Regions from separate parts of the Homo sapiens genome. Here region 1 is linked to region 2. Evidence: read pairs that join two places in POLR2A ChIA-PET (ENCODE). Cell type or tissue: Caco-2. All regions are shown on one strand. Each heading gives the region's core, and the rest is flanking DNA. Links, peaks and the distances in the headings are about the cores only.

Region 1 (15,394 bases), core at 5,628-8,127, 60 kb after region 2:
AATGCATAGCTGACTCATTGGATCACAACTCCCAAGCTGTTTCCTCACGCAGAAGCACCACACTGAATTTAATGGTCCAATAAAGAGATGTGTTAAGGATATGAGGTTGGGGAGAATATAACTTAGTTTGCACACTGTACACGTGCAGCCTATGCCTCTGGTTTAAAAGTAAAATTAAAGTTTTACAGTGACCTGTTTATGTAGTTTGGACAAGGCCGATCAACTCCATGAGGGCGGGGCCACATCTCCTCTGTCCACTGTTGTATCTACTGCTCCCCATGGCACCAGGTACCTACAGGCACTCAACAAATGTGTGTTGAAATAGATGTCTAATTCAAGGTTAAGAGCCATTCTGGGGCATCAGCTACCTATCAATCCTCCTCAAAGAAACCAGAAAGTTGCTACATCTGACTTCCACTTCAGAGTTGGCTGATACCCACGCCATACTTGTGTATATAGGGACACACGTCTGCCAAATTCTGACAACTCCTGTCTCCTTTCTAAATGGTTCAAATTTCATGTGTTGTTGTATGACTCGTGATTACTGTATTGTATTCATCTGATTTCACTAGTTAAAAGTGTGATGACCATACAATGTATTGTGCATGGAAGAGTGACAGGCATGCTAGAGTGACAGGCATGCTAGAGTGAGGCAACCTGGGACATTCAGTCATGCTAATTTTAAGTAATGTGATAAAGAATCTCTGCTTGACCAAAGTGAATTTTACCTACTTATCTTGGGCCTTAAATAAGAATAGATAAATTTTGAGTAAAAGTTCAACATAACAAAGGCACAGGAGTGACCCTGTTCTATTTCAGGTTATACCATCAGAGGCACAAATGCTAATGGGAGGAAGGCTGGCAGATTCCAAAGGCACCACTAAGAGATTGCTTAAAGATAAAACAATTTACCTTCATTGGAAGCAGAAAATGTGGGTTGGAGAATTACAAGATTTTTTCCATATAACTTTAAACTTTTCTCAGTAACCAGGCAAGATTCTCGAGCCAGAATCTTTTAGCCAAAAATGTCTCTGTACAGTACCCTCATGGAAGTCAAATTAACAGGAAAATAAAAAGCCAGGACAACCGGACTCAACACTGTTAGTTACTGTAAAAAAAACTTCTATACCCATGCAACAAACCTGCGCATGTACCCCATGAACCTAAAAGTTGAAATTTTAAATGGTAATAACAGACACTCAATAAATAGTTATTAAACAAACTACTGAGTATAAACACATTTTCCAAAATGCTTTGCTGTTTATATTCAGTGGGTCTATTCTTTGAGACACTTTGCTCTGTAGATATAACTCTTACTGTAGGGGAACATATTCTAGTAAAATTCACTATACCTCAAATTTTATTTTATTTTTTTCTCACTGATTTCAATTATAAAAGTGGGATTTCCCCTATTGGAAAAATACAGTGGAAGAAGATGACTCTGCCAAAATCTCTCTCTAATATTGAGTTGGATGTAAAGTTTTATTATGTCATTTTATGGAAACAGGATCTCACTATGTTGCCCACGCTGCTCTCAAAACTCCTGGCCTCAATCTATCTTCTTACCTAGGCCTCCTAAAGGGCTGAGATTACAAACGTGAGACACTGTGCCTGGCCCCACTGAAATATTTCAGAATCTCAAATTTTCTATTCCTACATTTCTTAAGGAGGACATGTAAAGTGAAAAGAAATACCTTTTTATTTCCCTTTTAAATTATAAGGAATATGAACACTCCCACCAGGCCATTTAATTTCAGTTCAACAATATTCACTGAGAGCTAGGCATGGTCAGGCATTTTGCTAAGCACTGGGGATATCAAGTTGCTACCAGCAATATCTAAAAATTAGCTCATGGATATACACAGCCAAACTGGCAAAACTGGCTTCATAGGTTCCCAAATTGATAAAGGACTCCACAATAATTAGTGCAAAAAAATGATCTAGCAAAGCAACAGCAAATACCTCTGACCATGACAACAGTTTCAAACCTTAAGGCAAAATTATTTATACATGCATGGAATTCCTTCACTTGCTCTGCCGTCGTTAATTTGCAAACTTTCTCTCCTGATCATTCTCCAATGAATTATTTATTATTATTATTACTACTATTACTTAACGTAATTCTACTTAAGAACCTACATATAAATGGGTTCTGCAAAAATGGTACCAAACATGTATATTTAATTTCCTAGATTTCACAATTTATCTACTTCAAATTTACAGCTGTCACTTTATATTTTGAGTTTCTATTGGAGAATTGTATTGAACTGCATTGGAATATTTCTCAGGCATCTTACCAAAATGTTATCAAAAGATACTAAACAATATTGGATCCTTTTGTCCTTGCTCGTTCATTTTATTCCTTGTTTAAAAGATACTGAATGCAAATGCTTTCAACTGAAAAAATTTTAAAAGATATGGTTTTCTTATATATTTAAATTGGCTACTAAACCCCAAATGCCAGATTTTGAAAGCAATTTCCCAAATGTCACATGCAGCTGTCAAGTGTAGATTTAAAAATGAAAAAGATGACAAAGACAAAGCCTTGCAGGACACAGAGCACACAGGAGCTCTCAGGAGCTTTGAACTTGGTCCAAGAGACACAATTATTTGGGGAGAAGAGGGCTCACATGGTGAAAGCTGGTCAAGGTACACATGAGTTTTAACATGAGTTTTAGTTGCACTAAAAATCTCTCTAGAAATTCAATACAGCTGAAATCTAAGCTATAATCACTAGGAAAACTAAAAATGTTCCAGACTGAAAAAGCTTACTGGGTAGACACTGGCCATACAAATGAGTAGAACATTACATTCTTTTAGTTTGTCAAACTTAAATCGATGATCTTGAATACAAATAGATTCTGTGTTTTATAGTCAACCAACTGTCCCCTTTTTTAAAATCTTCAAGAACACGGCAGAAGTGAAATCAGATGGAGAAGTTGGTTACATGTCAGTGAGCTGAAAGAACATAAAAATAGCTTTAAACATAATTTGGTTGATAAAATATTTTTCAACAAGGATTTCCATTCTTTAATTTGATATAACTCATTACAAAATCTGTGTATAGTCAATAGATAAATGCTGGATCCAGACCCACATAGGATTTTGTACGTCCCTACATACTTTTCCAGGTTATTAAGAATGCATCTCATGCTGAAATCTACAGGCTTCATTAGCAAGATGAAGTATTATTTTAGGCAAAGTGAAATAACTCAAAATCTGAAAAGACAAATGGCAGAGCCTGGGATCTGAACACACAGTCTGGTTATGAAGAGAAATTCACATCACAGATCATGAAGAAAAAGGACACAAGCCCTCAATGAATTTCCATCATAGGGTCAGCTACAAACTCTCTTAATCCAAACCATGTAGAACGGATGTTAAGAACACAGGAGTTGCCATCAGACACTCCTCAGTTAGAACCCACCTTTTGCCCAAATTAGCTGTGTAACTTGGGCTAAACTGGTTGTTTCCTCATCTGTGAAGTGAAATAATAGTGCCTATTCTCATGTGGTTGTTATAAGGATAAATTAATTTACGTAAAGCATCCAGTATAGCAAGTACTCAATACGTAGAAATTATTACAATTATTATACAATATCACTGACACCACCACAATGATCAGTAACGCCTTCAAACCTTTTGTAGCCACACTCCACAGTACTGGGATGAGGAGAAAGAGAGCAAGCCGCCACTTGTAGATATCTAGAAAAGTCCAGCGAGGCCCAGGGCACAGGTGAAATCCATAAACATTCTAGGACATTGAGCCATCAGTCCGTGTCCTGGCTCTGCTGTGATTTTAGGTTTCTAATTGGGATGCAAGATAAAATACAGGATGCCCGGTTAAGATGAAATTTCAGACATATTTATATTTAAAAAATTATTCATTATTTATCTGAAATTCAGAAGTAACTGGGTGTCCTGTATTTTCATTTGTGAAGCCTGGCAACTCAATCTCTAATGCCCCTTTTCTCTCGCTCATTCACTTAAAAAGAACCCGAGGGAATTCTGTTTTATCTTCAACTCCCTGACACTGAGAATGTGATTTCTAGCAACAAAACAAACAGCACCATTCATTTGCAAAAGCTGTATTAAGTTTCCCCAAATTTCCAAGGAATTTTTGCCCTATCATGTCATTTGATGCTTACTGTAAACACCTATCTTCACTCCTGCTTTATAGATGAAACCATGCAGAGAGGCGAGCTGTCATCATTTCACAACTGTTGCTAACCTAAGTCCCCTACAATCATTTGCCACATTATCAGATTCCACATATCTTCCCTCAACCATGACGATTTTAAAAAGCTTTATTTTGCATTATGAAACAAAGCACGTTAAATGTGCTTTTCAAATTCCCTCCTCTTCTCCCCAATTTGACATACTGAGTTCTTATTCATGGGCTGGAAAATCTTTCACTGCCTTCTGGCTCTAATTTTCTTTGATCTATGACCCACAAAGTTGCTAAATCCCAAGGCCAATTCATTCAAGAATCTCCGACAGACTTTGTGCCTCCAGACTCAGCCTCACAGCCTGCTATTATTTGCCCTTCCTCTTGCAAGACAAACTCTAATAAAAGAATGTGAAGGTTCCACAGAGCTTGGAGCCTCTCACTACAACCATGTTGCTCATCACCTGCAGCACACGACTGCATTCAGCATCACACTCAGGGGTATCCACGGCTGCATTCAGCATCATGCTCAAGGGTATCCAGGGCTGCGGGGAGCTGCTTCAGTTCATTTACCTCCAAGTCACCTCCCTCCCTAGCATGAGCCACTTCTTCGAGGGCAATCTTGGCTTCTCTCAGCACAAGGCGCCCTCCTTTTCCTCCACAGAGACTTGTCTCTACCTCTGCCTCTTCCAGCACAGTAAAAAGAGCACATGAACTCTTGAGTAGTAACACCCTCAAATAATATCCCTACACAAATATGTTCACCCAGTCCTTGCTACTGGTTTATTTCTTGAATGGCTACTTTTTTTCCCTCCTTACTTTTCTACATGTTTATGCACAACAATGCTATCTGGTTTTCTTCCTTTCTTTCTTTTTTGAGACACAGTCTCACTTTGTCACCCAGGCTGGAATGCAGTGATGCAACCTCGGCTCACTGCAACCTCCACCTCCCAGGTTGAAGCGATTCTTGTGCCTCAGCTTCCCAAGTAGCTGGGATCACAGGCATGTGCCACCATGCCCCGCTAATTTTTGTATTTTTAGTAGAGACAGGGTTTTGCTATGTTGGCCAGGTTGGTCTCAAACTCCTGGTCTCAGGTGATCTGCTCGCCTCAGTTTCCCAAAGTGCTGGGATCACAGGCATATGCCACCATGCCCCGCTAATTTTTGTATTTTTAATAGAGACAGGGTTTTGCTATGTTGGCCAGGTTGGTCTCAAACTCCTGGTCTCAGGTGATCCGCCCGCCTCAGTTTCCCAAAGTGCTGGGATTACAGGCATGAGCCACGGTGCCTGGACAGAAAATTAGAACCATGTTTCTACCTGGTTTTGGACCAGTTATTTTGCTTATTTTTCTTAGAGATGGGGTCTTGCTCTGTCACTGGGCTGGAGTGCAGTGGGGCAATCATAGCTCACTGCAGCCTCAAACTCTTGAGCTCCAGAGATCCTCCCATCTCAGCCAACTGAGTAGCTGGAACTACAGGTGTGCACCACCATGCCCAACTAATTTTTATATGTATTTTTAAAAGATGGGGTCTTGCTATGTTACCCACATTGGTCTTGGACTCCTGGCTTCAAGCGATCTTCCTGCCTTGGCCTCCCAAAATGCTGGAATAACATGCATGAGCTACTGCGCCCAGCTGCTGTCTGGTTTTGAATAAATAATGCAAGACGGCAAAGGCGTGGCTTTCATTAGTTTTATCCCATATCCAGCCCATTAGCAATACACACATATTGTGAAATGTATGCTTTCCTGAAATTCAAGTACTGCTAAAAAGAGAGGGAGACTTTTAAATCTAAAGCTTCCCTCCCCAATTCCATTTCCATATATCTTCTAGGATACTCAAATCTTAAGAATGAATATTAACAACAAGAAGGGTCTGATACTCCTAAAGTCTGTAGTCTTCATTTTTCTCTAGAATCTAGATCATGAAAAAAAAATAGTTACCATGTATTAAAATGCTTACCATGTGCCAGTTCTATTCTAAGTATCATCACACTATTATGTGATGTTATAACCTTCTGAAACAGATGTAAAACTGAGGCACAGGGCAACTGAGTAACTTGCCTGATGCTGTAAGACCAGGGACAGACAGAAATTAGGCTCCAAAGATACGCTCTTTACCCATACAGCATCCAAATGCCCTAAATTAAAATGCTGTAGCTAAAATTTTACATGTGGAACAGGTCTGGGCAGAAGGAAGGGGATGTTCGCGTAAAATAAAAAAGGTAAGGTAAAATCATTCTTTCTCCCTTTGACCTTGCATATGATCCTTTCTGATCAAGGCTGGGGAGGTGATAAAGGCTCTGGTGGTTAAGGAGATGATGTTCCAAAATGCAGAAAGGGGTACTGGGACCCAAAATAGAGGGGGAATTGAAAGACAATTTCTGGCTTTCTCAGCCTTTTTCCTGAGACCACTCCTGTTTCACATGACTCTGCTAGTTAAGGAGGTAAGAATGTATCTGTAATCTGAACCAGGGCACCTGCTGCTGATAGACTCCTACTGCCTACAAGAGAAACTGCAAGCTCTTAGCTGGGCAGTGAGGGCCCCTCACAACCGGAGGGGCCAAGCAGAGCTACTCCCTGCCCTCCATTCACTCCATACCCTTTCATGCCTTCCAGTAACCCCTGCAAATGCACTTCACTTCCAGCAAGCTGCAGGACGCCCGTCAAGTGCCAATTTCTCTAATCGCCTTCCCTACTCCACCCCTTTCCACGGTTCATGGATGCATTTCCACAGCACGCTGCCACATCTCTGCCATGGCGCCAATCACTCTGTCCAGTAATTACCTTCCTGACTGCATTGTGGATTCCTCAAGGGCAGAGACCTTGCTTTCTTTTAGCGTGTGCCTGGTGCCTATGTGTTTGCTGAATAAATGAATGCATTCAGTGTAGGGATGATACATTCATTCAAGTCTTAATCAGGTTAAAAGTTTAGAATTTTAAAATGATACAGAGTATTTTCCAAGCTTAGAGCTTCCATATACCCAGAAGAAATGCCAGTCATCCCCAAGCATAAATTTAAGAAATTAATTTTTGCCTTCAAATACTTCTATTAATATGCAATAAAATTACTGTATTATTTAAGCATTTTAAAGAAGGAAAATATTGAGTAAAAATATTCCAGCCGGGCATAGTGGCTCAAACCTGTAATCCCACCATTTTGGGAGGACGAAGCAGGTGGATCACTTGAGGTCAGGAGTTCGAGACCAGCCTGGCCAACATGGCAAAACCCCAACTCTACTAAAAATACAAAAACTAGCCAGGAGTGGTGGTGCATGCCTGTAATCCCAGCTACTCGGGAGGCAGAGGCAGGAGAATCACTTGAACCCGGGAGGTGGAGGTTGCAGTGAGCCAAGATCATGCCACTGCACTCCTCCCTGGGCGACAGAGAAAGACCCTGTCTAAAACAATAACAACAATAAAAAACCTTAATATTCCAAAAGTTACAAGAGTTTATCATAGTGGAAAAAAGTTACTGAAAAGTGACCTAAATAGTGTTCTATTTCCTGAGCCTCCATAAACAAATTATTTGCAAAATATATCTCAATACAATGTCACTCTGTTAACTAAAATAAGTTCTCTCCAATAGTCTTAGTTATTAAACTTATAAAATACCTGGAAAGCAGTGAAAAGTAATTATTCTTTTTTTTGTGGGGGATGGAGTCTCACTCTGTAGCCCAGGCTGGAGTGCAGTGGCACGATCTCGGCTCACTGTAACCTCCGCTACCCGGGTTCAAGCGATTCTCTTGCCTCAGCGTCCAGAGTACCTGGGATTACAGGCGCGTGCCACCACGCCTGGCTAATTTTTTGTATTTTTAGTAGAGACGGGGGTTTCACCGTGTTGGTCAGGCTGGTTTCAAACTCCAGAGCTCAGGCAATCTACCCACCTCGGCCTCCCAAAGTGCTGGGATTACAGGTGTGAGCCACCTGCCCAGCCGATTTTTTTTTATCTTGTAAAAAAACCAACCTGTAACTTAGATTTATAAAACAGGTGGTGATGCCATATATTCCAGGAGAAGTTCCTTCTGTCTCCTAGCCATTAGACCACCTGGATTATTGGACATAATTCAGCATTCTGGACTCACTACACATAACAGACCCTAATATAGCTGGGGGAAACATACAAAAAAGAGGCCTACTTCTGTCTTTGATAGCTGATTTATAGAAGTTAAAATACAATCATGTTTAAGAAATAGCTGGTATCATATTGTACTACGGAATGTTTTATTCCAGGCTGTTTCACCTTTGTGTGTGTGTGTTTTGGGGTGGGGGGGAGGTGGTGAGAGGGAGTATTCACACATGTGACTCATTTAAAAATCTGAGCACAGGCCGGGTGTGGTGGCTCATGCCTGTAATCCCAGTACTTTGAGAGGCCGAGGCAGGTGGATCACCTGAGGTTAGGAGTTTGAGACCAGCCTGGCCAACATGACAAAACCCCATCTCTACTAAAAATACAAAAATTAGCCGGGCATGGTGGCACATGCCTGAATCCCAGCTACTCGGGAGGCTGAGACAGAATTGTTTGAAGCCAGGAGGCGGAGGCTGCAGTAAGCCGAGATCGCGCCACTGCACTCCAGCTGGGCAACAGAGCAAGACTCCATCTTTAAAAAAATAAAAAAATCTGAGCACGGATTTTTGGGTATTATGGTAATACGGCATATAATTTCAAGGAATACCATGGTCAACCTTATTAACACCCTTGGCCTAAGAAATATATGGCTCTTAAGTTAATCAGAAAGTTGGTGTAGTTCATGGCCTTCCATCTAGTCTAGGGAAACCTGACCATCCCTAAAGAAAGGCCAGATGTTTATGAGACATCACATTTGGGTAATTTTTCTGCCAGTTCACCTACCTATAATAGATGATAGCAAGTTGGAACCAAAATGTCTCACTACAGTTGGTTTATCCCACCTACATAGAGGCAGTGACTATGTAGATAATTGCTTAGGGATACGGGGTTTAAAAGTATATAGTGAACATAAAAATTTTAGCTAGTATCAGTCTCACCTTTCAAGACCAAATTTATACCTACAAAAATGTGTCTATATATTTCTGTGCCAGATATTGGTTTCCCTCACTACGAATTGGTATGTGGGTAATAAACTTTGATTACATAGAATTTGAAAGTTAAGCCAGGCATGGTGGCTCACGCCTGTAATCCTAGCACTCTGGGAGGCAGGGGCGGGCGGACTGTCTGAGCTCAGGAGTTCGAGACCAGCCTGGGCAACATGGCGAAGCCCTGTCTCTACTAAAAAAATACAAAAAAATTAGCCAGGCACGGTGGCGCACGGCTGTAGTCCCAGCTACTCAGGAGGATGAGGCACAATAATCGCTTGAACCTGGGAGGCGGAGGTTGTAAGCTGGAGCGCACTGCACTCCAGCTTGGGTGACAGAGCAAGACTCTGTCCCCCCACCACCCCCACCAAAAAAAAAAAAAAAAAGAAAGTTAATAAAGTTAATAGAGAGTCCAAATACGAATAATCAAATTACTGCTTTAAAATTTTTAATGGGTCTGTTGAAGACAAATGCACAAATGCCTTATAAATGACCTAACAGATTTCTAATGTGAAAAAATACTATAAAAATTGGAATGCTATAGAGAAATACTGAAAAAAATACTGTATTTTGTGACTTTCACTGAAACTAGGACATTTAATTGCAAAAAAAGCATCAATATGAGTCACTAAAAACAGCAACTAAAAATGTGATTATGTACTCCACAGAAAAAATTCCAGATTTAAAAAAAAAACTCATTGTACAAGAATGAGCACAGGAAGAGCTTTAAATAAAAAAAAGTAGAGAAAATTTAAATCATTAAAGATTCTATACACATCTGGTTCCTTGACATAGATGTTATTCATTAAGAGTTAGTGAAAACACAGAATATACTCTGTTTTGATCCTCAGAGAGCAGTCAATAGAGTGAGGTTTAAGAATTCAGCTACCATATCCCAGCATGAGTTCTATTTAGGAAAAAAATGGGTATGCAATTATAGCAGATTGAGTATTTACTACATTCTATGTACTATTCTAAGTACTTTACCTATATAACTCAATGACTGCATACCACAATGCTATGAGGCAGGTACTAGTATCAAGCCCATTTTACAGATGTCGAAACAGGTGCAGAAAGGATAACTATAAGATAACCTCATGACTACTAAGTGGCAGAGTCATAACTCAAATCCAGGCACTCTCTCCAGGACCCATGTTGCTAACCACTGCAATGTGCCCTCTGCACTGAAGATGAGAGTGTTAGAGCTGAAGGGAACCATGAAAGCACCTACATTGTATTCTCCTTCTGTAAACTGAGGCCCAATCACATTGGTCTATGATTCCCCGCTGCTTGCTCCATTCACGACATTCCTTTATCACCTTTTACAGCCACCTTCACAGGAACTTGGGTCATTGCACAAGGCTGATTGGAGATTTACACATTTGTTTTGACTATCTGGTAAGGGCACCATTGCAGTTTTATAACAAACCAGCATTTTGTTCAGTTCTCACATACTCCTCTGTTATCAGAAACCTCTGTGGCGATAATCATATAAAACAATATTCTACGAATATTTTGTTGGACACTCAGAGAATCAAACACTATGTAGCATGGACACTATAATACTGTAAACGTCTAAACAGTTTTAATAAGTAAAATCTCATTCTTAAATGGACGACAGTACTGAAAAGAATACCTTTGAAACAATTTTGGATTTGCAAATTAAATGTTAAGAATAGATGAAAAAGTCTCCAACCCCATCTCAGATGCTGAATCTGATGAATGTTAAAGTTCTTTCAAACTCTGAAACTGAGAGTTTGAATGGCTGCTTCTGTGAAATCATAGTTTCTGGTGCTTTGGCTGATTCACCTAAGTATACTATGAGACAGTGTGCCGGGGCTCTACTTAACCTCATCAGAATACGCTTCCATTATGTGGACAGACAGTAACAGGTGACTCTCAGGTGATAGATAACAGGCAAGTGATTTTGTTAAGAGGTGAGGTGGGAGTGGGGTGGGAATTTGGTTACGTTCCCAGAAATATCAATGATTGTTATTAGTTATAACATTCTAGGATAACTAGCTCATGTTATTAGTTATAACATTCTAGGATAACTAGCTCATCCCTAGAAGCAAGCACTGGGTTTCCTTTTATAGGTGCACAGTGACCTCTACTGGTACAAGTATAGAATCCCGAAGTGCAATTTGCTCCGTAAGTGATTTTCGGAGGCACAACTAAGAATATTTATTCTTTGAAAAGGACACCAAAAAGAAAAGATACAATTTTAAAAATACTTACTTTTTGAAACCTTTTATAATTTTCAATTAATGAGATCTCCTCCTCTACCAGAATTAGACATTTCAATTAAAGTTGTCCATACACATAATATCACAGAATGCAAAGAACTAAACAGTACTTTAATTTAAAAATCCTGCTGCTAAGTGTTATGGTGTCAAAAGTGCTATAAAATATAATTATTTTGGAATAACTCCAATTTACCCAAAAAGTACCAAAGACACCAATTATAGAAGAATTATAGCGTATATTTAAAATTTGCAAAATGCTTTGAAACTTTGCATTGTTGAATGCTAAGTAGCTCACCTTCCCACAGATATTTTGCTTCCTTGATTTTAAAACAATTAAAGTATTGGTTTTCTCTCTTAAATCCCAAAGGCTATCAGAAATAAACTGTAGGTAGGTTTATTACATTTAAAGAAACTTCCAATAGGCAAGTTTTACCTGCATGTGAAACAATGCCAAGTGAGATGCTGACGTCAAAGACAGCCTCCATATATGTCATTATTTGTCATGCACATCAAAATACTGTACAAGAGTTCAAAGGAAAATCAGTTTTTAAAAACCCATGGCAATATTTTTAATTATTGTAGGCTGAAATTATTTCCTTCAAACTGTATTTCCGTAACTTTCCACTGCAGAAAATGAAGTAGAAAAGAATTTAAAATGATACTTTTCAGTGATGAACACTCAAACCAAATTTCATTCCAAGAGCGGGAGAATACAGCATCCTTAATCTTGCCCATTTTGTTTGTTTTAACAAAGTATAATAAAAATAGCTGTGAACTAGTGAGTTAGCCAGTTTTTGCCCAGAATACATGTAACAGAGTTCCTTTTCAAGAAATTATTCATTGCTTAGTAAGAGTAATGAATTGGGAAAAATGAAGACATTTTTATTTAACTTTGATAACTAGGACTTGCATATGTGTATGGCACATCTCACTATTTCTGTTTATTAATTAATCAGCCCATATTTGCTGTACTACATGCAAGGCACTGCTGGGGATACAAGGGTGACAAGGCATAGTCCTTGCTCCTAAGGAACCAGCACTTAGGGAAAATATGACTGCTATACAAGTAACTATAAGAACATATTTTATTTCATTATTTTATTTTGAGATGGAGTCTTGCTCTGGCACCCAGGCAGGAGGGCAGTGGCGCGATCTCGGCTCACCGCAACCTCTGCCTCCCAGGTTCAAGCGATTCTCGTACCTCAGCCTCCCGGGTAGCTGGGATTACAGGCGTGCACCATCATGCCCAGCTAATTTTTGTATTTTTAGTAGAGACAGGGTTTCGCCACGTTGGCCAGGCTGGTCTCGAACTCCTGACCTCAGGTGATCTGCCCACCTTGGCCTCCCAAAGTGCTGGGATTACAGGCATAAGCCACCGCGCCCAGCCTATAAGGACATATTTTAAATAATTCGCCCTTAAAAGATGGAGTTTTTACTAAAAAATGATCTAAACTTTTCATACAACTCCCTACTGCCTCCCTCCCCTACCCCTGCCCCACATAATAATATCTGTAGCCACCTTGTGGGGCCCTGCTTCTGCAGACCTGTAAATGTCTTCTCTTTCCTTTCATATTTTGGGCATCAGATGGGGAAAATTATGCTTCTGGCTCAAGGAATATCCGTATTAACCACTGTTAAAGCAATTGCTGGGCCAGGCATAGTGGCTCATGTCTGTAATCTCAGCAATTTGGGAGGCCAAGGTGGGAGGATCGCCTGGGCCCAGGAGTTTGAGACCAGCCCAGGCAATATAGCAGGACCTCCCCTCTACAAATAATTTTTAAAATCAGCTGGGTATGGTGGTTCCTTTCTGTGGTCCCAGCTACTCAGGAGGCTGAGGCAAGAGAATTGCGTGAGCTCAGGCAGTCAAAGCTGCAGTGAGCTGAGATCATGCCACTGCACTCCAGACCCTGTCTCAACCCCCTACCCCGGCCCCGCCAAAAAAAACAACCCACAATTGCCACCACACAACTCCTACTCAAATAATCATATCAGTAAAATATGTCCTAGGATCACATAGTGAATAGACACATACTAACAGCTTTCAGTAGTGAAAGGTGAAGAGAAAGAGTGAAGCCTCATGGTGAATCCATCAGGGCCTGGCCTCTGTTTTGTACTCTCTACTCTCAGCCTACAGGATAATGCTTTACTCACATAAGGATAACACAGGACACTACAAAAGCAATTTTCTAAAAGTTAACTCTAATTCCCTGAAAACATTCATGGGTTTTAAAATTATAAACATTAAATCACAGCCGGGCATGGTGGCTCACACCTGTAATCCCAGCACTTTGGGAGGCCGAGGTGGGTGGATCACTTGAGGTCAGGAGTTCGAGACCAGCCTGGCCAACATGGCAAAACCCCCTCTCTACTAAAAACACAAAATTAGCCAGGTGTGATGGTGGGCACCTGTAATCCCAGCTACCTGAGAAGCTGAGGCAGGAGAATTGCTTGAACCCAGGAGACAGAGGTTGCAGTGAGCCAAGATTACGCCACTGCAATCCAGCCTGGTTGACAAGAGTAAAACTCTATCTCAAAACAAAACAAAACATTACATCAAGAAATTCCATGTGACTACTGAATCCCTGAGAGTGCTCTAAAATAACATGTCTAAGAAAAGAAAAACATCCTTCCAAACTCTGTCAAGACTGGGTAGAACAGAGAGAACAGGAAACAGCTGAAATGCTCCTCAGTAGAGGACTGGAGCACCATGGGAAACTGCAGATACTGGGTACAACAGAAAAACAGGAAACGTGTTTCTCAGGAGAAAATTGGTTAACTAGGGCCAGGCACGGTGGCTCACACCTGTAATCCCAGTACTTTGGGAGGCCGAGGTGGGCGGATGACCTGAGGTCAGGAGTTCGAGACCAGCATGGCCAACATGGTGAAACCCCATCTCTACTAAAAAAAAAAAAAAAAATACAAAAATTAGCCGGGCATGGTGTCAGGCGCCTGTAATCCCAGCTACTCGGGAGGTTGACGCAGAAGAATCGCATGAACCTGGGAGGCAGAGGTTGCAGTGAGCCGAGATCACGCCATTGCACTCTAGCCTGGGAGACAAGAGCAAGGCTTCATCTCAAAAAAAAAAAAAAAGAAAGAAAATTGGTTAAGTAAATTATGGTTAAGCAAATAGCAGAATATTATGCAGGCATTACAAATGATGTGCAGCTTATATGCTTGGGAAGCATCTAGAAGAACACATGAGGAACTAATAATGGTTGCCTCTGCAGAAGAAGAATTAGGCTGGCTGGCTAATTATGAATTTTTTACTTCATCTCCTTTGTTATTGGTTGAATAAGTTATGATAAACATGTATTATTTTAAAATAAAACAGACAAAAATGTGAAATAAGCACCATTTTGAATGACAAGAAGAAAAAGGAAAAACGACTGTGCTGTAGATGGTAGAAAGAAAACAGGTATTAGGAGATCAGCGTGAGAGATGTTCACGACAAAAGAATAGGACAGAGTACCGAACTTTTAAAATTTTTGGTCAGATGAACAATCTGATAAACTCATTTGTCAAAACAAACTAATATTAATTTGAAAAAATAAAAAATCACTGAATTGAGTAAAGTGACAGCATTTCTGAAAGGAAATAAACCTTTACATGAAAAGTCACTCAGTGTGAGAATGTTAAAATTTTTATATTTTCTATTTCCACAGCTATCCTCACATATTTTCTTGTCTGCTTTAAACAAGGTATCACCCCAAACAGTGTTAACCACTCCAGGAATTAGCAGTGAACAAAACTACATTGTCGTTCACCCATGGAAGCTTTTGTTGCACAAATTTCAAAAGCCTTGTCAAAGGCAGAAACCAGTTAGCACAAAGAATTGATGTCACAGGATAAACAATTTGTACAAATCCTCAAGATACTCGAATGACAAGTTCTGTGCTTAGGACAACATTCTCCATGAGGACAAAGAA
Region 2 (15,394 bases), core at 4,206-6,705:
AGCTGTTCCCCTTGAAGCATGTGAGCAAAATCCACAAAAATTTTAAAGCAACATATGATTGTTGTGAAAGAATATCAGGGATCCTATTTTCTTCATCCACTTCTGTGAATCCATTCCTTCTAATGGCTGAGTCCACGTGTCATTCTGCATTACTCACTTTGAACAAGACACAGAAACACCGAGCATCATTGCGTGGGGCACGCTACACACTAGGAAGCCTTAAAACATCACCACCAACAAAAACGCTTGATTCGGCCACTGTCATCAGAAGGGGGTAGAAGAGGCCAGGTGCAGTGGCTCACGCCTGTAATCCCAGCACTTTGAGGCCAAGGCAGGCACATCACCTGAGGTCAGGAGTTCAAGACCAGCCTGGTCAACATGGCGAAACCCCATTTCTACTAAAAAATTAGCCAGGCGCCATGGCGCATGCCTGTAGTCCCATGTATTCAGGAGGTTGAGACACCAGAATCACTTGAACCCAGAAGGCAGAGGTTGCAGTGAGCTAGGATCGCACCACTTTACTCCAACCTGGGCAACAGAGCGAGAGTCCGTCCTTTATGGGTGGGCACTGTGGCTCAAGCCTGCAATCCCAGCACTTTGGGAGGCTGAGGTGGGCGGATCACCTGAGGTCAGGAGTTCGAGACCAGCCTGGCCAACATGGTAAAAACCCGTCTCTACTAAAAATACAAAAATTAGCCAGGAGTGGTGGTGGGCTCCTGTAATCCCAGCTACTTGGGAGGGTGAGGCAGGAGAATCGCTTGAACCCGGGAGATGCAGGTTACAGTGAGCCAAGATCACGCCACTGCACTCTAGTATGGAAGACAGAGTAAGATTCTGCCTTTTTTTTTTTTAAGTCTTTTAGAAGGAGAAAAACTTCTCTCATTTTTTAAAGACGTCCTCTACTCCTAATCAACACACACCTAACACTAATGACCTGACCATAGAAGCTTCTATCAGATGATTAATCCTCACAAGGTTATCAAATTCCCATCCTAAACATCTTTATTACTCAAAGCAGCAGTCCATGAACTTGTTCAGCTGAAGGATAAAAGGGACATATGGGGTGTAGGTGACCTATTGCTATTATTAATGCTGTGCCCTAGAGTTGTGCAGTGCACAACCTGTGAGACCACATGCAGCAGCCCTGATAATACTTATTACACCAGCATATACTTTTCACTCATGTATTTATAAAGCATGTATATTATAAAAGCAATATGCATATTCTGTTTCCTATAAAGATCAGTTCTTTTGCATGTCCATGTAAATCTTATTGGTCACCCAATGCTTATTTACTAAGTGTCATTATTCTAAATGAACATCAATCAGTTATGTTTAGTGTCCAATTGCTAAGATCTCTTTTCCTTTTCCTCTTTGAATATAAATATACTTGAAAATCATACTTAATTTCACTTGAGGCATCAATGATCTTTTTTTTTTTTTTTTTTTTGAGACAGGTCTCACTGTTGCCCAGGCTGGAGTACAGTGGCATGATCATGGCTCACTGAAGCCTCAACTTCTTGGGCTCAGATGATCCTCCCACCTCAACCTCCCAAGTAGCTAGAACTACAGGTGCACATCACCACACCCAGCTAATTTTGTTGTTTTTTTTTTTTTGTATTTTCTCTAGAGACAGGGTTTCGCCATGTTGCCCAGAGTGGTCTCAAACTCCTTGGCTTAAGCAGTCCTCCCACCTTGGCCTCCCAAAGTGTTGGGATTACAAGCATGAGCCACCACACCCAGCCAACGATGATCTTTGATTTCACCAAAAGTTGGGGCTGGGCTCTAATACTGCCTTGTAAACTTTTATTTTATTTCATTTTATTTTTGAGACAGAGTCTCACTCCATTGTCCAGGCTGGAGTGCAGCGGCCCCATCTCGGCTCACTGCAACCTCCGCCTCCTGGGTTCAAGCGATTCTCGTGCCTCAACCTCCCGAGTGGCTGGGACTACAGGTGCATGCCACCATGCCCGGCTAATTTTTGTATTTTTAGTAGAGATGGGTTTTTGCCATGATGGCCAGGCTGGTCTCAAACTCCTGACCTCAAAGTTATCCGCCTGCCTTGGCCTCCCAAAGTGCTGGGCTGACAGGCCCGCGCCACCACGCCTGGCCACATTCTGCCTTATAAATGTCTCTCTCAAGTCTCTATTCTCTCGGGCCTTCTCTTATCTCCTCTGAGCCATTATATTAGTTTCTTAACCGTTGTTACAACTTCTAGTCTCTCACAAACCAATCTGTCACATTATAGCCAGAATTACTTCCTAAAACACCGATAGGTTTAGGTCACTCCTCTGTTTTAGAAACTTTAATGAATATGTATTGCCTAGGAGATAAAGTCCAAACAAATCACCATGGTATATAACCCATTTATAGTCCGCTCAGCTTGTCAGTCTGAGCTAACTTGACTTCCAATACTAATCGATATCCACTCAGTCATCCATTCAAGAAAAATCTACCGGGCCCTTGTAAAAACACCATGGAATTGAGGAATTACTGGAAAAAGTCAGTAAGACCCATTCCTAGATATCAGGGTACAAACAAGTGGGAGATACAGACACATAAATATATCATGATAATTGACCATGGTGAGTGCAAGTTGGTCCCGATCTGGCGCACCAGCCTTATATCCAGTAAATTCCCACTCATCCCTTTTTCCTACATTCCAACAATGGTAAACTTTCTGTTATCCAAAAATTTGCCATGTTCTTAGACACCCGCACATGTTTACTTCCTCTCCAGTGCTTAGAATGCCCTTCCCTATGTTACTGTCTGGCGTTCTCTTCGCACGTGAGTGGGTTAGGAACCCAATGGCAAAGTGGTAAAGGTCAGCAAGAGGGAAGTCAGACCCTGGAGCAAGAGGCCTGAGTCACACCGCATATAAAGCAGCCAGCCTCTTCGTGCTGATCAAGCCCGTCTCACCCCCATGCACCTGTCCCCTTTCCCAATGTGAGGGAAGATGGTCTCTGTGTGGCTGAGTTTAGCCCAGACCCCAGAAAACTGTGGTCTCAACAAGGGAGGTGGCAGATGGCAAAGTGGGCACAGGACGGTGGCACTCTATGTATAACGTGACTTCTTTGGGGTGCCTTGCACAGCAAAAGATCCCCTGCAGCTAAATTCAGTATCTCCTGCTTCTTTAGGACTTGATAACTGAGTACTGGGGCTCCGTAAAAGTGGCTTCTAGAAGTATTTAATTTTGCTTGGGATCAATATGTTAAGGCCACTGGTGTAAATACCAAAGAAGAAATGAGGAATTCCTATTTGAAATGAAGTACAAATGACTTTCCTCCTTCTCTTCCTTTTATCCTTCCATCCTTCCTTTCTTTTGAAACAGGGAGAAACTTACTTGTATGACTGGTAGATGTCATTATTGTATATATCTGAACACATTAAGCAATCCATTAAAAAATCCATTTCGACAAAGTGAAATTAACTTTAGAGTTATTCATCTAGTCTTTACTTACCCAGCAAAAGAGGGTAAGATGTGGAAACTGCCCTCAAGAAATTCATAACTAGAGGCTACATTTTAGCTAGTTAGTCCTGCCATCTCCCTCAAAGTAAGATATTCCAACCTACAGATATTTATTAGGGAGAAATGTAAATAAATAACTTAATTATTTAATCAAATAGATCATAAGTCCACAACTCCCTCTAGGCTAAAACTGGTGACTTTCTCAAGAAAAAATGACTTAGCTAAAGCCCAAACGACAGAGAAGTAGACTAGAGTGTGTATGTCTGCAGATTCATTTCTGTACATGAATATTCACCGGGAGAGGCGGATGAGCATGGATACAGATGCTTGTCACTGCTATGGCCACATCCAGGTGAGCCAAGAGGCTGCAGAGCAGGTGGAAACTGCTAATGAAGTTTCCTGGCCAAAGATGATGTTGGGGTGGGTCTGTTGTCTTCCCCCACACCTGGGATCCACTGGCTCACCCACTCTGTGACTGGGGCTCCCAGGAGGCCCAGTCCCCTTCTCCCTGGAGCCTCTGCTGGCCCCTACACTAAGCTTCCCGGCACCCCCATCCCCATCCTGGAGATGGCCTGCTGTGATGACAGGACTGGTTCTAGAAAGCAGGGCTCGTTCCACATCCTTCTTACACTAACTCCATCTTTTCCCTGGGAGATGCTCGCAGGCTCTGCAGTTCAGTCAGGTTTTGTGTCTTGAAGTCTTCAAACTTCTTCAGACAAAAACCTCATGAAGTAAGCGCTGGGGGATGTTATCTTCATTTCACAAAAGAGAAAGCTGAGATGCAGAGCGGCTCACCAAAAAGATATTTAGTCAGTAAAAGCCATTCCAGTAAGTTATGAGAAAAACCAAAGATATGCCATGAAAGTTTGAGGAAAGCACATTCCAGAGTGGCGGTTTCCCCCTCTGTAAAAGGCAAAGGCCCATCCACGCTCCCACAACGGCCATCGCCATTTCAGAATCTGAAACAAAATGTGCTTCCCAGCTCTTTTCTTGCATAAAATAAACAGCACCACGTTTGAAATCATTATGTAAAATTAACTTCAAAGAAACAAGAAACACAGCCTAATAAAGGGGGGGGAGTTTCAGAAGTACCATTTTCAGAAGTACCATTCTCTCATATCCAACCCCCACCACTTTTCCAACTGAATGCAATTTTTGCCCAGAGAGCAACTTTGTCTGCAGAGACTACCCTATACTTGGGAAGGAAGAATGTAAGTAACAAGGTGCAAGCATCAGCATAAGTTGCAACTTCAAAAGGAATATAATCACCGTTTCTGTAAACTCTCCCTTCCAGATAAACAACTGTGTTCCCAGGTTGAAGATGAGTCATGTCCCATCCCCAGAGTCCTCCAAACCACACATTCCTCTTCCTGTCCCTGGCAGTCATTTGCATACATCCTAACCTAAACCAGGGCCGCTTATAAAAGAGCTTGTGTTGAACTTTCTTCTATTTAATTCCAGTGCTTTCTTCCAGCTACCCAATCTGTATGTAATTAAAATCATATTGCAGCAAATGTTGAATGGTATGAAAAGTTTTACCATATGTATACAATTGACTAGTTGTAGAATTTGGCATGTCTGCAATGATCCCATTAACAAGGAGCGAGCCTGGCTTATTTTGGAGTGCACGTTATATGCTTTGGATAGGTTCTGTTTTTAACTTGTTCTAACACTGCCCGTGATGTTTAACCCTTTGTTAGCGGTCAACAAGAAGTGTTCCTGCATTTCAACAATGAGGACCACTGTACCCTGATCAAAACCTCAGGTCAAAAACAATTTGTCTAGTGGAGGAAGTTTCCTTTGAAAAATTTCCATTTTCTAAACTAAAATTAGCCTGCTCAGTCTTGACAAAGGCTGAGCAGATACCATCAGAGCCTCTGGGATCAAGCTGAACCGAATGGAGAAAATACAGATGTAATCATCGCTTCCAAATACTGAGACCCAGGGTGCTCCTTGAAGCTTGAAAGAAATGATTTTAGGACAAAAAGAGGAAGTACTGTACTACTGCAGATAATAAGCATTTGAAACTTATGTCCCAAGAGGTAGCAGATAAACTATAAATAAATTCAAGAAGGAGTTAGCAAAGGTCATGCTGAAGATCTACCTTTGAGGAACATTCCTGACATTCTGTGACTGACACAAGGGAAGGAAAACATCTTTCCGCCTCATCACCCTCCCCACCCCACCCACCTTTCCCACACAACAATTGAAAAAACTGGGGCCTTTGTCAGAGGAAGAATACAAGGTCAGATAAGCCTTTGGTCTGACTCTCTGGGTCAAGACTTGATAAAATTTGTAGATAATAGAGCTGACCAGTTGCAATTTTGCTTTAAAGACATTCTTCAGTAAAGACTGCAGAATGAGTTGAAGTCTTTCTCAACATGTGCCATGAAGAAACATATGTTCTTAATCTGTGGGTTTAAAATTGTTTTAGAATTACATCGATGAGACATATCCTCAAAAGAAAAATCAGGCCACCAACCCCAAACACAAGAGTATAAGAGCAGTGTAGGATAATACTTCTTTCTAGCTTAACGTCTTACAACAAATCTGTTGTAAAAGTTCTTTAAAAAGGAACGTTCATCTGGAGCTTAAAAATATGCATACAGGAGATTTGACAGAGGGTATTAGTTTCTCGCTACAGGCAGGAGCCCCACTAAGCTGATCTGAGGATACAGTAAAGGCAAAGGTACGCAGCACCTCCAGGAAAGGGAGGTGGAGAAAGAAATGCCTTCATTACATTCATCAGATCAAGTTCTCAAATCAGAATTCAAATCCTCAGTTCTCAGTGCTGAATGTTAAGCCACGGAACGTTAAGATTAGAAAACCGCCAAATGAACCTAAACAATTCATCCCTTAAAAAGGAGATGGTATTGTGACCAAACTTTCTTCTTTAAAGTTGGGTACCTGGGTCAGGTATGGTGGCTCATGCCTGAAATCCCAGCACTTTGGGAGGTCGAGGCGGGTGGATCACTTGAGGTCAGGAGTTTGAGACCAGCCTGGCCAACACGATGAAACCCCAACCCTACTAAAAATATCAAAATTAAAAGAGAAAAAAAAAATTAGCCTGGCGTGGCGGCACATGTCTGTAATCCTAGCTACTTGGGAGGCTGAGGCAGGAGAATGGCTTGTATCCAGGAGGTGGAGGTTGCAGTGAGCCGAGATCATCCCACTGTACTTCAGCCTGGGCGACAGAGAGAGACCCTGTCTCAAAAAAAAAAGGAATTGCTCTGAGACCAGTCCAGACAGTGCTGCCTCCATCACCACGCATGGCTTAACTGACACAGAAACACAAGATGCTTTCACCTAAACAAGGCCTCTGTGTTACCCAGACAGAGCGTTCACAATGTGGGAAGCCCCCATTTTCTCAGCCCCGGAAATCTGTTAAATCCTATCAATGCAGGAAATTGAAAAATTCTCTTCTCAGGAGATGGTTAGGCTGAGAACTGATAAGTGGTGCGGTGAGGGGAATCTGCCTGGAGCTAGGAGGATGAGGCTGGTCCTTGTGTTTCCATAATCCTATTAAGCAGTCCTAGCCGAATTTAATCTGGTCCTGAAGTGGATGGCTGGAAGATAATAGGTCTTGGACTTTAAGTGTCACTTAACTATATAGGTAAAACTCTAATCTCTGCGCTCAAGGGCCCATCAGTGTAATCAAACTGAGGACTCTCAGAGGAACCTGCTTCCCCGGCAGCCTGGGGTTGTAGCAAACGGTAGTTACAAAGTGCTCCTTGGAGATAGGTGCCTTATTTGAGTGGAAGCAATTTACTCTGTTCACTAGAAACTCATCCTGTCTAGACGACAGGGTTGATCTCAAGTGTTGGAGTAAAGAGGAAATCCTCCATAACTTGCTTGCCAAGGTAAAGACTCAGGTTCACCCTTGGAGTAACTGTAATCAATCTCAAGACGTCCTCTGGGTAACAAAGGATGCTGAGACAGCTGCTTCTTCATTAGCCAGGAACACGAAGTAGAAACCATCGTGAGCAGAGTACCCATTAGCTGACTGCAGCTCAGCCCCCACCATGGATGGCCAATTTAGATGAATAAATGTGCTTTTGTCTAGTTGTTCTATCAATTACTAACAGAGGGATGTTAAAATCGCCAACTGTGATGGTGGATTTATCTATTACTCCTGTAAATTCTGTCAATCTTTTGTTTTCTTTCCTTTTTTTTTTTTTTTTTTTTTTTTAAGACAGGCTCTCACTCTGTTGCCCAGGCTGGAGTGCAGTGGCACAGTCATAGATCACTACAGCCTCAACCTCCTGGGCTCAAGAGATCCTCCTGCCCCAGCCTTCTGAACAGCTGGGACTACCGGAGCGTGTTGCCACGCCCAGCTAGTTTTTAGTTTTTTGTAGCAACAGGGTCTCACTATGTTGCCCAGGCTGATCTTAAACTCCTAGGCTTAAGCGATCCTCCCGCCTTGACTTCTCAAAGTGCAGGGATTATAGATGCGAACCATGGTGCCTGGCCTGTCAATATTTCTTCACGTATTTTAAGCTCTATTACTGGACATACACAGTTTTATGCCTTATATGTTCCTGGACAATTGTCCCTTTTACCTCTGGTAATATCATCCTGAAGTCTATTTTATTGTATATTAATATGGCCATTCGAGCTTTCTAAAACATACTGTTTGTGTGACATATTCCATCTTTTTTCTTTCAACTTATCTGTATTTATATTTAAAGGCAGCATAGAGTTGGGTTTTTATTTCTGCAGCCTAACAATTTCTGTCTTTAAATTGGACCGTTTGGTCAATTTATATTTAATGTTAACTACTGATGTGATTGCATTTAAGTCTGCTGCTCGAATTTATTTTTAGTTTCTCTCATCTGTTTTTTAAATTCCTCTGCTCCTTTCTTACCTTCTTCTGGATTAATTAAACATTATTTAGAATTCCATTCTTATTTCCCTATTGCCTTTTAGCTGTGCCTCTTTGTATTTTTTTTAGAAGAGTTAATATGATATTTATTTATTTATTTTTTAGAGATGGAGTTTCGCTCTTGTCGCCCAGGCTGGAGTGCAATAGAGTGATCTCAGCTCACTGCAACCTCCGCATCCCAGGTTCAAGCGATTCTCCTACCTTCAGCCTCCCAAGTAGCTGGGATTACAGGCGTGCACCACCACACCCAGCTAATTTTTGTATTATTAGTAGACACGGGGTTTCACCATGTTGGCTAAGCTGGTCTTGAACTCCTGACTTCAGGTGATCCACCCACCTCGGCCTCTCAAAGTGCTGGGATTACAGGCATGAGCCACCTCACCTGGCCCTAATATGATTTTTAAAAGAACAAAAACAAATACCCTAATACCATCTGCCTCAGGATATCAAATCAATATATTAAATGATGTAATTGGTTATCTAGAAGAGCTGAGAATTCTCCCACCGTCACTCCTACCAAGTCCTTAAAAATAGAGAAAAGCAATTCTTCTAGCCCTTCTATGATTCTATACAGGAAAAGAATTGAGAGGTTTTTCTTTAATCTTTATAAAAATTGAAATCCCTGAAACTTCACAACTTCCATCCTAAAGACTCAGATTTCTGCACTTCTGTTATGTTTCCTCATGGCTCTTCCATGAATTTCCTCTGTACTCATGCAGGATTGCAATGCAGTCTCTGAAAATACTCTCCAAAATCAAGTGTCAGGCCCGGAGAGAACTAAACAACTCTACGGCTTGCAAGGAGCGCCCTCTTGAGGTAGCCTTTATACAAATGTTGAAATCTGTATGCTTTGGCTGAATTCACACTTCCAGCATGGCAGGGTAATAAAATCAATCAATCCAGAAGATACACCAGCTAAATTACGGATGTAAATATCTTCTTATTAGAAGTGAGTTCTAACTCCTGAAAGTCAAGATACTCTCTAGCAGAAAAAAAGCAAAAGCAAAAACAAAAAACAAAACAGTGCTTCACTAAATGTATTCCTTAAATATAAAGTAATACAAAGCTAGAAATACACTAACAATCAGAAATATAATATGATTCCAGCATTCTGGTGCTCCTGTTCATTTTTGATATTGTTCCTTATCTTGAACACGAAAAGGTAAGCTTTCTCCAGGGAGACAGCTGGTGGGTGTGGATGTGTCACACAGTGGTCAAGAGAAAGACTCCTGATCAGAGGCACCAGAGCTTCGAGACTGATTCTGACACTTCCCAGTTTGCGTGAACCTGGGGAAGGTTTTTGTTTGTTTGTTTTGAGAGTGCAGTGGCACAATCATAGCTCATTGCAGCCTTGACCTCCTGGGCTCAAGTGATCCTCCCACCTCAGCCTCCCAAGTAGCTGGGACCACAGGCACACACAACCACACTAGGCTAATTTTTCAGTATTTTTGTGTGGAGATGGAGGTTTCCGCCATATTGCCCAGGCTGGTCTCGAACTCCTGGGCTCAAGTGATTCACCTGCCTAGGCCTCCCAAAGTGCTGGGATTACAGGTATAAGCCACCACGCCTGGCCTTGGGGGAAGTTTTTTAATCCCCTTAAGCCATGTGCAAAATTAGGGTGATAAGAGAATCTACTTCAGAGGGTTGTGAAGAGAATTAATAAAATGCACACAGAGCCTGGAGCACAGGACCCAGTGCAGAGGGAGCCTTTGTGCGTGCTGGTGCTACTGATACTATCTATGCTTGTAAGACTCTAATGGGGCCAGGCGCGGTGGCTCACACCTGTAATCCCGGCTCTTTGGGAGGCCGAGCCGGCAGATCACGAGATCAAGAGTTCGAGATCAGCCTGGTCAACACAGTAAACCCTTTTCTCTAGCAAGAACACAAAAATTAGCTAGGCATGGGGTGGCGCACCTGTAATCCCAGCTACTCGGGAGGCTGAGGCAGGAGAATCGCTTGAACCCAGGAGGCAGAGGTTGCAGTGAGCTGAGATTGCACCACTGCACTCCAGCCTGGGCAACAGAGCAAGACTCCGTCTCGGGAAAGAAAAAAAAAAAAGACTCTAATGAAGAGCAGGACACCAATAAAAAGAACAAAAAACACTAAATCTGCTCCTTGTGTCCCTGATTATTACACTCTTTCAACTTTAGAAAAAAAATTCATTTTTTTCTTTTTTTTTTTTAAACCATCATTCAGGACGTTGTATGCTAACTTAAAACAACAGCAAATTTAAGGTGTTGTGCATATGACACTTGAACAAGCACAGTCCAGAGGATGAGTTGATTAAGTCACTTGCCCGATTTTCATGGTTCAGCCAAAGCTACCCGCACAGTTCCAATGCCCGCTCTCCGCCCTAAGCTATGGTGAGGCTGCCTGTCTGACTTGATGCTGGAAATGTGGAAGGACCATGTTCTGTTGAGATTGGTGATCTTGTTCCAAACTTCCCCTAACTACCAGCCTGGCATCAGAACAGAGGTCATGCTTACACCTTTGAACCTGCAGCCCCCGAGGTAATGCTGTTGCAAACCTCTCTGGTCAGCTCTGAGTCTTCTATTTGTTTTTGTTTGTTTGATTACTTGTTGGGCTTAGGTCTCCACCTCTGCCCAGAACACTGAAACGGCAAACAAAGCTGGGAAACTGGCAGGAAAGTCTGCAAGACTTGAACGATATTGGAGAAACACGAAGGAACAAGAGGCAGAGAGCTAATGACCTTGTTTTCCAACAGATGCAATGGTGCTGTTAGGAAAACACCCAAAAGGAAGCACCCACGTGGGAGGATGGAGATTATGACAAGACCGGAGAAAGTCATGGAAGGTCAAACACCATCGGGCAGTCAGGAGTTGTCTGGAAGTTCCAGCAGGGCACGGCAGAAACAACTTTGCCCAGCACCCTGTGCACTTGGGCAGGGCAGGCCCGGGGGAGAGCTCAGGGCCACCACTGATGCTTCTTCCCCAAGTGTGAGCTGGGGAACATCAAGTCACACAGAGCCGTAGGACAAACCCCAAGCATCCTCCCATAGCCTCGATTTTATTTAAAAATTCCTAGGAGGTGCGGTCGGAGAGTTAAGTAGTTTGATATAGCACAAATCATGACTTGTATATTAAAACAAACCTATAGGTAGGAATAAAGGGTAAAGTTCATACATAGTTTTATGGCCACACAGGGGTTTGTGATAAAACAGGCTATTTCATGCTTTTGGCAAATCTCTGCTGTGCCCTTGGCCCAGAGGACAGGGGATTTGTTTTTCTCCTTTGCCAGTAAGAGTAACTGGGTGGGGGCTGGGTGCAGTGGCTCACGCCCGTAATCCCAACACTTTGAGATACAGAGGGAGACCCTGTACCTACAAAAAATTTTAAAACTTAGCCAGGCACCAGGCATGGTGGCACGCACCTGTGGTCCTAGCTGAGGTGGAAGGATCGCCTGAGCTCAGGAGTTTGAAGCTGCCGTGAGCTATGACCTAGCCACTGCACTCCAGCCTGGGTGACAGAGCGAGCCCCTATCTCAAAAAAGGAAGAGAATAGAAGAGAAGAGAAGAGAAGAGAAGAGAAGAGAAGAGAAGAGAAGAGAAGAGAAGAGAAGAGAAGAGAAGAGAAAAAAGAAAAGAAAAGAAAAGAAAAAGAGAAGAGTACCTGGGTGGGGAAAAAGTCAGAACTGCTGCTCTAAAACATCAGAAAGCCCCCCATCTTAGCTGTGTGGTTTTGTGAAACCTCTTTGAGGCTTACCTATTGACCATTCCAAGTGCTTCTGTATCCCGAACCCAGTTCAACTGACTAACCATTACAGCAGTAACATTAACCGTGTTACAGTGATGCAGAGCCAGAATTGCCCAGGCATGGGCAAAGGGAAAAGTTTAACCTCCTGACTGTTCCCACTACAAGCCTGGCAGACCCGCTGCCATGGCATCACCTGGGACTAGTTAGAAAGGCCACAGAGGCTCGCGCCACCCCAGATCGGGGAACAGACTTGAGCACTGCTTGCTGTCCCCTGGCCAGTCAACTCGCATTAAAGCTTTATCTTTTCTTATCATCCGGTACCATCACATTGGCTTCTGTGCGAGAAGCAAGCTCCGTGCTGGGTAACCCTTCTGACATGCAAGTCTTCACCTAGGTAGCAGGGATGCTTGGGGGACATGTAGAAGCTTCCAGAGAGTACCAGATGTTGTCCCATGTGGGGAATCCAGACTACCCCCATGCCCTTGCTACAGAGCAGGCCACCAGCCCCTCTACTGAGAGTGGCTCAGCCGGCTTTAAAGGTGAGCCGACTTGGAGGCGCGGCAGGCTTACAGGGTAGAGGGGAGCAATGTGCTGGGGACCAGCTGGACTTCTCTCTCCTGCTGAGGATGAACCACAGCAGGAGACTGCGTTATCCCACCTTCCTCTTGGGACCTGGGAAGGACTGGAAAGGTCCCAGAGGTGAAAACAGAAGCTATGCATAGCATTTCCCAACAGCCTCACCACAGCATCTTTTCAGATCTTGATCTACCCTGGATAGGAAACTTAAAATGGAAGGTGATAAGCCAGAAGCTCTTAAAATTAGGAACGTGTTACTCAAAGACCCCCTTGGCTTTTGTCTTGGCAGATATCACAGCCACCTTGAGGAGTTTTCATTAGGATTGCTAGTGAGGCTTGTGGAAATGCTGTCTGTGGCCTCCTGAGGAAAGGAGGTGTGTGTGTGTGTGTGTGTGTGTGTGTGTGTGTGTGTGAGCATGAGAGAGAGAGAGAGAAGAGGTAGTCTGAAGTTCAAAAGCACTGGCAGGAAATACCAAGTTCTATTTTTAAAAAATTAACTTTCAATAATTATAGCTGACATCCTATGAAATAGGTAAATATAATTATCCCTTTTCTTATCAGAAAACTGGCACTGCAGAGTTCTTTTCTTTTTTTTTTGAGACAGAGTCCCACTGTGTTGCCCAGGCTGGAGTGCAGTAGCATGATCTCAGCTCACTGCAACCTCCACCTCCTGGGTTAAAGCGATTCTCCTGCCTCAGCCTCCTGAGTAGCTGGAATTACAGGCATGCTCCACTACCCCCAGTTAATTTTTGTATTTTTAGTAGAGACAGGGTTTCACCATGTTGGCCTGGCTGGTCTCGAACTCCTGACCTCAGGTGATCCATCTGCCTCAGCCTCCCAAAGTGCTGGGATTACAGGCGTGAGCCACCGCGCCTGGCCTCAGATTTCTAATATTAGTGCTCTTCCCCAAGATGAAGTGTCTGACTCCATAGAGCTCAACTGGGTCTGACTCCTATTTAAAGTCAATAGAAATCTATTTTGAGAGCAAAGATTTTAGATCAAGGTCCTCTTTCAATTTATAAGTTTTAAAAAGCAAATGTTTTTAAATTGCATGTGTATTTTGATACAGGAATAATTGGAATGACGGAAAACCTTTTGGCCTCAGCAGGTCACACTGTGTGCTGTGTTGTCACTATCCTGAGTCTGAGAGGTTGGGGGAGCTGAACAAAGGGAGGGGGAAGGGGGATCAAACAGGAGGGGAAACTGCAGACGTCCCCAGGGAAGGAATCTTCTGGAGAAAATCTCTTCCATGGAAAGGAGCTTAACACAGTACGAGGGGAACTGCTCCCTGGCTTGCTAATGCTGAGGACAGCAAGACCCAGCCCCCCACTGTGCTCAAATGCTGCTGGAGCAGCTGCAGGCGAGAGTCAGATCCAGAAGCTTCCAGCCCATGCCTCCAGCCTGGAGAACACATGTGCCTCCCAACAGAGAGGGATGCCTAGGTCCCACTGCAGGTGTTCAGGGATGGAAACCCCACTCCATCCTGACCCTGCTTTCTAGTTTTCCCTTGGTGATCCTCAGAGAACACACAGCACTTGCAGGGGAGACCCAGGTTACCTGGCATGCCTCACCCTGTCCTTTCCTATTCTGTCTATTCCATCCTGGCTCTTATCAGGAGTCTGGCCCATTCCTAACAGGAGAGCAGCTATCATGTATTGAGTCATCACCGTGCTCCTAGCACTGTGCTGAGGGCTTTATCTAACAAACCTCATTGGCTTAACTCTTGGCAGAGCTTCCATCTCTGCATTTCCCTACATCACCCCTGACCAGTGCATCAAAGGGATACCATGCGCTCATCCCCCTGGCTCTTCAAGACCCCCCAGATGACCACCACAGGGCCCCTTTGCTTTGATGACTACTTCCTTGTCTCAGAAAACGGCGCCATGCCCAGCCCGTAGGAAACCGGGGAGTCACCTTTGACTCTTCCCTCCCCGTAACCTCCATATCTGGCCCTCCAGGAAGTCCTACTGAGGATCTCTCCAAAAATATGCACCCTCCTTGCTCATTTCTACCTCTGTCTTCTTCCTCTTTGGGCAGCTCCCTTGGCCTATGGGAAGAACCTCCTAGCTGATCTCCTTGGCTGCCTTCTACCTTTCACCCACGGCACAGAAGTGACACGATCAGAAAGACATCATTCTCTCACTTAAAATTCCTCAGGCCTTCAGCCTCTTGTTTGTTTTCATCGTTGCACTTATTAAAACTTGAAATTATTTTACCATTCTTTTTTTTTTTTTTTTTTTTTTGAGACAGAGTTTCACGCTTGTCATCCAGCCAGGAGTGCAATGGCACGACCTCGGCTCACTGCAACCTCCACCTCCCAGATTCAAGTGATTCTCCTGCCTCAGCCCCCCGAGTAGCTGGGGTTACAGGCACCTGCCACCACACCGAGCAAATTTTTTGTATTTTTGTAGAGACAGGGTTTCACCATGTTGGCCGGGCTGGTCTCGACCTCCTGACCTCAGGTGATCCACCTGCCTCGGCCTCCCAAAGTGCTGGGATTACAGGCAAGAGCCACTGCGCCCAGCCATTCTTTTTTTTTTTTTTTTTTTTTTGAGACAGGGTCTTGCTCTGTGGCCCAGGCTGGAGCGCAGTGGTACAATCTAGGTTCACTGCAATGTCCACTTCCCAGGCTCTGATGATCCTCCTGCCTCAGCCTCCTGAGTAGCTGGGATTACAGACATGCACCAACACATTCAGCTAATTTTTTAAAACAAAATTTTCATAGATACAAGGTTTTGCTATGTTGCTCATGCT

Evidence for each region. ChIA-PET counts read pairs that join two places held together with the same protein. Peaks named below come from ENCODE experiments on the same cell type or tissue, not always from the same donor. Only the 100,000 strongest peaks of a DNase experiment are listed, where the experiment ranks them.
Region 1: POLR2A ChIA-PET joins it to region 2 with 16 read pairs; 4 of 35 experiments call an interaction of 5 or more read pairs at or near these places.

The regions. Positions count from the first base shown.
Region 1 is chr6:154,864,194-154,879,587 of GRCh38, reverse strand. No RefSeq gene overlaps it. Among named protein-coding and RNA genes, the nearest start is that of MIR1273C, 19 kb to the right of the region's middle. In Caco-2, for the core only: no CTCF peak of the experiment used is centred there; no DNase peak of the experiment used is centred there.
Region 2 is chr6:154,922,295-154,937,688 of GRCh38, reverse strand. No RefSeq gene overlaps it. Among named protein-coding and RNA genes, the nearest start is that of TIAM2, 65 kb to the left of the region's middle. In Caco-2, for the core only: no CTCF peak of the experiment used is centred there; a DNase peak (open chromatin) is centred at 5,648.